2 separate regions of the Homo sapiens genome follow, and region 1 is linked to region 2. Evidence: chromatin contacts called from ENCODE Hi-C or POLR2A ChIA-PET data. All regions are on one chromosome and are shown on one strand. Each heading gives the region's core, a stretch centred on a gene start or an enhancer-like site at or near the end of the contact. The rest is flanking DNA. Distances are from core to core; before and after follow the strand shown. Region 1 overlaps STARD4-AS1 (STARD4 antisense RNA 1). Region 2 holds the start of EPB41L4A-AS1 (EPB41L4A antisense RNA 1).

Region 1 (6,157 bases), core at 3,175-5,674, 460 kb before region 2:
AGCCTGCCCTAAACCTCCCTGCTTGCTTTCTCCACAGTTGTTCCTTAACTTGTTCTTTCTTGTTGCTGTGCATTTGTCTCCTTGCATACAGAGTGCCCCTCCCACTTCTTCACCCAATTATGCTTGAAACTCCAGGACCCACATTCTTTTTCCCAGGCATTGCTCAACAGTCACGCCCTTCACCCTCTCAAGAAAAATTTCTACTCTGTAGAGAAAAGTGGTTCTGAATAATTAACACACTTAGTGGCCACTAGAGATGGATTCACAGCATCAGTTTGGCCACAAGCCTTGTTCCCCACCAGTTCCTCCTTCTCTGTTTATCTAGTATGATGCCTGGCATATAGCAGCTTAGTGAGTGTTGGGTGAATGGGAATTAATGAATGAATAAATGTACTTTATATGCTCTGTATGTGTATGTATATGTTTGTGGGTGAGTATGTGTGTGTATATGTGTATGTTTGTTGGGGGATATATATGTGTATATGTGTATGTTTGTGTGTAGGTGACTATGTGTGTGTATTTAAAAGTATTTGAAGTTTGAAAGCCAATAAAGCTACACTTCTTTTTTGTTCCTCCTCAACAATGAAAATTAGGAGTTCAATGATTCAACAATGAAATTAGGAGTAGAACTTAAGTTTATGGTCGGCTTAAGTAAACCACAACCCTCTCCATCCCTTCCATCTTAGAAACATCAGCTTTCTGAGATTTCAGGCTTGCTATTTCACCCATAACTTGTAAATGGGTCCAGTGGCTCTGAGTCAGAGCCCCAGACTTCGGCTCCACTGCAAAGAAGGGCTTCATTGATTTGAAAGCCAAGCCAAAGAAATGTTTGCTTTCCTTGCAGTAGCTGACTGAATTGTGCTCCGGAGCGGTTGGGCTGCACACGTGGCCCTGTGAACTCTGCAGGGCCAGGGTGTAGCTCCATATGGCGTAGGTACTCATGATATGGCATCATGCCATCTGCAATGGCTTAGCACAATGCACCTATACATAGGAAGCTTAAAATATACTGGAGCCCTCAAATTTGCTTTTAGTGGTTGTATAAATTAGTACAATCTTTGTGGGGGTAGTTTGGTAAAAGGTTTGAAAACTTTAATTTTGCCTATTCTTTTTCCTTACAATTTTACTTCTGGAGGCTCTAGAGGAGAAACCATTTCCTTGCCTCGCTACTGCAATGCCTACACATGGTCACAAAGATAATTTATGCAATTATTTTCATTGCAGAATTGTCTATAATAATGAGTGAGTGGAAATTACTTAAAAGTCTCTCAATATGGTACTAGTTCATTAAATTGTGGTATAGTGAAAAAAACCCAGAATACTAAGCAGACATTCAAAACAAGCGAGAGATGCATAAACTGGCATGAAAAAATGTTCACAATATGTTGTTCAGTTAAAAAAAAAGTAAGTTGCATGCAGTATATCTAAAAGAACTGGACTTTTGAAATCAAAATCATGAGATACGTATAATGTGTTATATATATAAGCAGAGAGATTTGGAAAATAAAGAGGTTATCTCTTGGCTATGTGATTTGGGAATGGTTTCACCTTCTTAAAACATTTGAACTTATTTTCCCAGTTACCTTTTGCCTTTATAGTTGGAAAAAAAGGGAAAAACAAACTTACTTCTGAAAAATTTAGTAACAGATGCTATGTAAATTCTGAAAATAAGGGAGGTCAATCATAGGTATTTGGTAAGAAACCAAAACACAAGGCATTCTTCTTTCAGAGGAAATTTAAAACCAAGAAGGAGCAAGCACCCTTTTGTTAACCTTATTATAATCAACTGCTTTATATTTATTTTCATTTCCACAAAGTGACAGCAGTCACATAGAAATGTTTCTCAATGACATTAGAATGTCAAGACTCCACTGCGGTCTGTGTCTACTCTTTCCAGATGCTTCTGCAGTTTGACAATAAACTTAGGGAAATCTCCTAGAATTCCCAGGGTGAGGAGAAAAAAAAAAGGTCTTTCTGTTATTGAAATGAATACAGGAATACAGTAATATTAAACAAAAGGATATTTTGAAAGTTTGGATTTAATTAGCTTGTTTATGGTTTAAATCTCTTTTTAGATGGTTCTATTTCTGAATTTAGGAAGGTTTTAAAATGACTTCTCTTTTCTCTTTAAGTCCCTGTATCCCAATTTTTGTTTTTCTATACTTCAGAACCTAATCAATTTAGAATTCTTTACACATGCCAATTCTTTCAAGTGAGTTTAGCCTACAAAATAGTAAGATGCAATCAAACTTGTTTTTGTACATATGATTTCATATGTTTGAAAGTCAACATGCAAATATATGCAAAAACTCTCAAATTTTTTTTAATGAGAAAAACATCTCCCTGAATTTGAAATCAAGCCTTATGGGTGGTTCCAGGTGCTATGAAGTTAGGTGGCTCATGTACATGTGTGGGTGATGGATGGCAGACACCAATCTCACTCTCTTCCTGAAGGTAGCTAAAAATCAAATATTCCAGGAGATCAAGAAGATGCAGTCAGTGGACTCTCAACAATACTTTTCTAATTGACAGGTTTTATAGATACTTTTTCAGTGAACATGGTTTCATTTACCTGAGTCAATAATACTCCCACAGGAATGAGAACCACAAAATTATACTTTTTTAGCTTGCCTGGCAATATGATGCTTCTATTACAGAATGATAAATCCTATTACCTGTTTATTCAGAATTTCAATTTAATTCAACCTTTAGAAACACTGCTGTTTTTCTTTCTCTGAGTCTCATTTCTGTCACTGGCCATCTTCTCTGCATACAGTGTCTTCTATAATGAGGCAAGAATTTCAGTATCTTGCAAAATTCTCTGTTTAGCGTCATAATAAGAATTTACAAAAACTTTGTTCCATTTACTTCTACTTAAAATGGCTTCCTTTTCTCCAGAATCATAGAAGTATTATCAGCATGCTAAGCAAAGACTCCAAGCTTAAGGGAGAAAAAGAAAGAAGGGATTTAAGCGGTTGGATTATAAGATATAATGGACCGGAGAATTCTAATAGGTTTGGAGTGCTACAGATATCTCCCTGGCCCTAGAAAGGCCCAACCATCCAGAGTACTACCCAAAGTCCCACCTCCTACCCCCATACCCTCTCACCTTCCACCCATGCACCCTTCTTTCTCATGACCCTTCCCACCTCCTAACCCTACTCACCCTCTTACCACCTGTCCACTCACCTATAAAGGTGAGCTGATTGTAGATGATTCAGGATATGAATTAAGCTGTCCTGGGGATAAAATCTCAACTAACTACCTCTTGGCACATTCTAAGATATAAAGTGACCTTCCTCAGGGTAGAATGCAAACATCCCCTGTTCATCCCAGGCATCAAATGGATTGAGTGATTATGTTTCTGAGGACTAAGACCTCCATACGTTGGTGAAGTAAGGCCAGTTTTTTTGATGGTGAAGATTTGGGCTCCTGTTTAAACATAGTCAAGTTTCTTACCGAAGGGCCATTAAGGTCTTTTGTGAGAGAAAATAAAGAAGATTGAGCTTTTGGATAAAGCAGAAGTTGGAATAAAGTTAGGGAGGCTGGAAAGAAAAGGAAGGGAGGGGAGAAGGGAGCCCTGAACCAGGCAGAGGGTCTACCAGGAGCAGCACAATCATCAAGGGATAACCAGGCAAGAGACCTCGAGGAGGACCTCTATGAAGAGATAATCATTTCTGTTGTTTTTGTAAAATATGTCAATCTATACAGCTCCATGTATATGTTTGCAAATGAACCTTAATATATACTCTAGGGGTGTTAATTAGCATATGAAACCCCATAATCAGAAATCCACATATGAGCAATAGCTCCAAATATTGCTATCTAAATATGCACTAGAGAGTTTTTAATTAGGGCAAAGCATATTAGCAAATACTTTTTTTCTATTGGAATTAGAGATTTTTCAAGATAGATGTTTGATCAGGAAGATTTAGGCAGATGTTTTTCCCCTGCATTAATGAGTTATAGGAAACCTAGCAGCCTAACATCTGTGGGGGTGGTGCCCTTGATCTGGAATGCTGTTTGGTCCTGTGTTCCCTGGACACTTAGATGCGTGATTCTACCTGAAGGCTAGCTGAGCCTCATCAACATTGTTACCTTTCACTCAGCAGAAACCTTTCTTGTATACAAGGTGTGTGTTAAGACACCAGAAAGAATGAAGAGTGAGGACTTTAGCAAGTTTAGAGAATGAATTGTCTTACTGTTTTGGTACCTCATTGCTTACAAAGTGAGAGAGCACTGAGTCTATTAGTCACTATAATACATATAATTTTTTATTACAATATACACATAGGTAGAGAACTATTCGAAGAGGGCATATAGCTCTCACCTACTCTAGTAGTAGAAGGCTATGTTTACCAGAAAAACCTGACACCTGGAAAACATCTGCTTGGCTTAACTGAAATCTCAAAAGAGGAAACTGCTGAAGAACCCAGCAGTGAAGTGAAAGTAAAGTCCTTGTCTGTCAACTGTCAGGCTGTATGTGAAAGGAAACCTCATTTCACATTGCCAGCATGCATTGGACAAATGTGAGGCAAGGTGCACAGGAGTTGCTGCACCTCGACTTGGGGAGAGCTGCAGGAACTATCTTGAGTCCTCTGCTGGCCCTTGGACACATACTATTTAGGACTGAAACTTCTTTGATCCTCAGCCGATTTTGGTGCAGACCCTCCAGCTCTTGGGTCTCCTGGATCACTCTTCCTCCAAATCTAGGGAGTGTCCGCTCTGACATCTTGGACTGGCCAGTTATGTATGAAAGGTCAGTTAAGTGTGGGGATTGGGAAAAGATGGTCTCATAAGGGGTGATGTTCTGGTGACAGTATTTTTCATAAGATAAAATGCATTTCCATTATGAATGTTTAGATTAGAATGATTGGAAAAAGAAGGTATCAAGGATAGGCAGTGTGGAAAAAAAGGCCAAGTTTATGGGAATACCAAACAAAATAAGAACACAAAGAGCACAGTAGAGTCATTATCAACCATAAGTGCAGAAGGATCATTTTGTCAATGAAGTATTCAGATAAAAACCAGACAAGTTCTGTTTTATGTATCCAAGACAACTAGTATTGTTGATTGGGAGCCTAATTTGTGCATCTTTATTCTGGAATTCTCTTTGATATGGCTTTATTATTTTTAAAATATATAACTATTTGTTGTTTGTTTCCCCAGGCCTGGAAAACTTACATTCATGGGTTAGAGAAAGCTGACAATAAGATCACTAATCCACCACAGATAATTGTTGAGAAACCAACCGTGAAGACCAGGGACAGTACTAGAGGATGTGGTAGAGGAGGAGGATAGCATGAAGGGAGGAAATGACCTAACTTTATAAAAGAAAATAAGGCAGATATTGAAGAATGAACACTAGTGAATGAATTTAACGTTGATCTCTGGGGATTCTCCTGAGCAAGTGGTGAGATAGGAGATGATCTTTTAGAACCTGTCTGCACTATAAGGAGAAGTAATGCCAGACTGTTATTTCCTCTAAGGCTATGGTTAATCAACAGGTGGATGGGGGTACTGTAGACCTAGTGAGTCTGGACTTATGGCACTGGATAATGTCTAAGTTCTGTCCTTGGTCAAGACAGAGAAACAGAGGCAGCAGCTTTGAAAGCTGGTCTTTGGACTGATGCCAAAACAGCTGCTTAAGAGTCACCTAGGGATGTTGTTAAATAGTTCAAGATGCCTGTGGCACAACCCTTTAGGCTAAAGAGTGAAGTCCAAAAATCGAGTTTTAGTAAGCAGTCCAAATAAGTTCCATGTGCAGGCAGGTATGACATCCCTGAAGGGAGCCGATTTATGGACCAAAGACAAACTGAAGAGAGTCTTCCCAAAGTGCCATATGGGGTTCTGTTTCAGTCAACATTCTTATCAATACCTTAGATAACAATGACAAGTTTATCAAATCCAAGGATGATATGAAACTGGAGAAGAGAGCAGAGTTAGGATCCAAAATGATTTCATATTAAGTCAGATAAAAACCAAAGATTAGGTTAAAAACAAGTCTGTCAGTAAAATTTCCATATCAACTGTGACTTCCAGTAACATAGGAAACATCCAAAATTCATTTTAATATTTGTAATATTAGAAAATCAATGAAAAAGAATGCAGGGATCTAGCTATGGTCAAAGATCTTTAGGCCTGGGCAGGAAGTTGA
Region 2 (2,500 bases), core at 1-2,500:
TTCTTTCTTTTATAGAAGTAGGCTTCAAAGAAACAACGAAAGGTGCTAAAACTGGTCTCTGGATGAATCTCTGCTAGGACTTAGAGAAACATGGAGACCTAGTTGTTATCATACAACTTGTCTTGCTGCCACTTGTCCTGTCCCTTCAAGGAGTTATGGTTATCAGGAAAAAAGCCAATTAACAAACTCTGCTTAATTTTTGTGGTGATAATTAATCAACTCTAAGATTTCAGCATAAAATCCCAACACCTTGCCCTGTGTGACAAGACCCTAAGTGCCTTGCTCCTGCCTGGCTCTCCAGCTGCATCTTGTCACTCTACACTCCTTACTCGACTCCAGCCACACTGGCCAAGGCCTGCTGTCTCCAGATCTTGCATAACCGCCTTCACACATCTGCTCGGAGTTCACTTCCAGTCTTCCTATTCCTAGCCCCATGAGCTACTGAACACTTGAAATGTGTCTAGTCTGAACGGAAATGTGCTGGAAGTATAAAATATACACCGGATTTTTATGACTTAGTAGATATAAAAGAAATATCTTATTAATAATCTCATATTGATTGCCTGTTGAAATATTTAAAATATGTTGGGTTATTATTAAAATTAATTTGATCTGTTTCTTTTTACTTTTTTTTTTTTTTTTTTGAGACGGAGTTTCGCCCTTTTGTCCAGGCTGGAGTCAAGTGGCATGATCTCGGCTCACCGCAACCTCCACCCCCACCCCGCCCGGGTTCAAGCCATTTCTCCTGCCTCAGCCTCCCAAGTAGCTGGGATTATAGACGCCCGCCACCAAGCCCAAGTAATTTTTGTATTTTTAGTAGAGACGGGGTTTTGCCATGTTGGCCAGGCTGGTCTTGAACTCCTGACTTCAGGTGATCACCTGCCTCAGCCTGCCAAAGTGCTGGGATTACAGGCATGAGCCACCGCGCCCGGCGTTCTTTTCACATTTTATGTGGCAATTGGAAAATTTAAAATTACACTCATGGCTCACACTGTTTCCATCGGACAGCGCTACCCTATGGCATGACCCTCTTTTGCTGCCCTCCTGGCACTTACATTGTAGAATTTCAGCATCCGGGCTCACTTGGTCAGTGGCCTACTCACCCAAGCAGAATGTACCACAGAAACCTTGCCTGGCTCACCCACACCTGATTCCCAGGCACTCAGGCCAGGGCCTGGAGCATAGTAAGTGCTGACTAAATATCTTTCGAATGAATGACTCTACTCTTCCTCAGCTGGACTCATGAATTCTGTCGGGTCCCAAAATACGTGGTCTAAAGTCCTTTGGGCTCCTGCCGCTGCCAGCACTGATCATATGCTCTTGACCCTGGTCGGGTGGGGGGATGTCTGGATACCTCCTCTGTGGAAAGAACTGGCCACACATCCGCAGAGGTGACTCGGGCTGAGAACCCAGGCTCCTCCTCCCTTTGGTGACACGCCCCTCGGTCCCTCACTGGCACTTCTCCCTCCGGCCACACGGCGGCGTCTCGCCATAGCGCAGCGGCCGATGGTACAGCCCGCTCCCCCCTCGCGCTCTCGGACAGTGGGTCCTTCCACTTGTAGAAAAGCATTGTGGGACGGAAGCCTGTCCTTTCTTCCTTTTGGTGCGAGCTTGCTGTGGTTTTTGCTCTGGGTCCTCTGGGATGGCGCCTGGCTGTGGCCGCGTGGTCTCTCACGCAGGGGCGCCGGGCGGGGGAACGCGGCCACCCTGAGTCTGGTGAGTCGACTGCGGCGGCCTGTGTCCGAAGTGTCCGGGGCCGTGAACAAGGGCAGCGGCCTGGCCTCAGGCCTGCGTTCCCACGTTTGGAAACGGGGAGCTTCGTCGATTTGTGTTTACATCATCGACTATGCCAGGGAGTTCTCCAGATAAGCCTGGTTTTATTTTCGTCAGTGAAAAGGCCTTACCGTATAACTGACTTTATGCTTGCCCTGCCCCCGTATAAAATAACTTAAAAGCAGCGTGCCTGGTTACAGCTGTTTCCACGTGCGGTGCTCGTCGGGAGTGATCACCTACCCTACAGGTGAGTTTTCACGTTCGTGCAAGACCAGTCGCCATTTAAAACGCATCGCATTTCACTTTTCATTATTAAGTCGGATTTTAAATCGTGAGAAAATTTCTCTGAAATGTATTGTCCGTTTTTAGGCTGTAATCGGCATTACTGTCAGCCAGTCAGCAACCTTATGCCATAAAGCCTACCTCACGCAGTGTCAGCCTTTGTGTTGCCCATTCACTTTGGAAACTAGTGAATGTGGTGTCAAAAAAGGCGTAAATTAAACGCTTTGCAGCCTTTTCCTGCCCTTAAATTTGATACCTTTGGTGTAGGAGCTGCATAAGTAACAGTTGCTGCTTTTACGTTTCCACGCGTGATCTTGACCCTGCTAGCCTTAAGTGTATGGTTTCTCTTAGCCAGTTCTAATTTTTGTTCAGGTGGAAGATGGATGCCTGAAGTGTAGACTGCTGCTAGCTGAATACCATCTGGGAGCATAAAGGTGACCTGAAG

The links. Hi-C counts contacts between places; a loop is a spot of excess contacts on that map. ChIA-PET counts read pairs that join two places held with the same protein, here RNA polymerase II (POLR2A). Pooled maps may share reads with other maps.
Region 1: a loop to region 2 is called in a map of OCI-LY7, with 4 times the contacts of the local background. The contact joins the enhancer-like site here to the promoter of EPB41L4A-AS1 in region 2. A Hi-C loop is called at or near these places in 1 of 168 maps with a recorded cell type or tissue (OCI-LY7) and 4 of 50 pooled maps. POLR2A ChIA-PET finds 5 or more read pairs at or near these places in 6 of 52 experiments (AG04449, GM12878, H1 and 3 more).

The regions. Positions count from the first base shown.
Region 1 is chr5:111,699,372-111,705,528 of GRCh38, forward strand. All of the region lies in intron 2 of STARD4-AS1 (STARD4 antisense RNA 1), which reads left to right. Among named protein-coding and RNA genes, the nearest start is that of NREP, 55 kb to the right of the region's middle. Within about 2 kb of position 4,425, at least 2 of the 41 ENCODE cell types and tissues checked have a DNase peak (open chromatin) inside an H3K27ac peak, as active enhancers do; they include OCI-LY7, where a contact is called at or near this core.
Region 2 is chr5:112,159,276-112,161,775 of GRCh38, forward strand. EPB41L4A-AS1 (EPB41L4A antisense RNA 1) reads left to right here and starts at 1,251. Exons shown (of 3, transcript NR_015370.2): 1 at 1,251-2,020; 2 at 2,428-2,500. SNORA13 (small nucleolar RNA, H/ACA box 13) reads left to right here and starts at 2,210; the gene lies at 2,210-2,342. It also overlaps a transcript of EPB41L4A not described here. RefSeq lists enhancers at 1,118-2,317, 1,136-1,345, 1,218-1,950, 1,726-1,825, 1,846-1,895 and 1 more.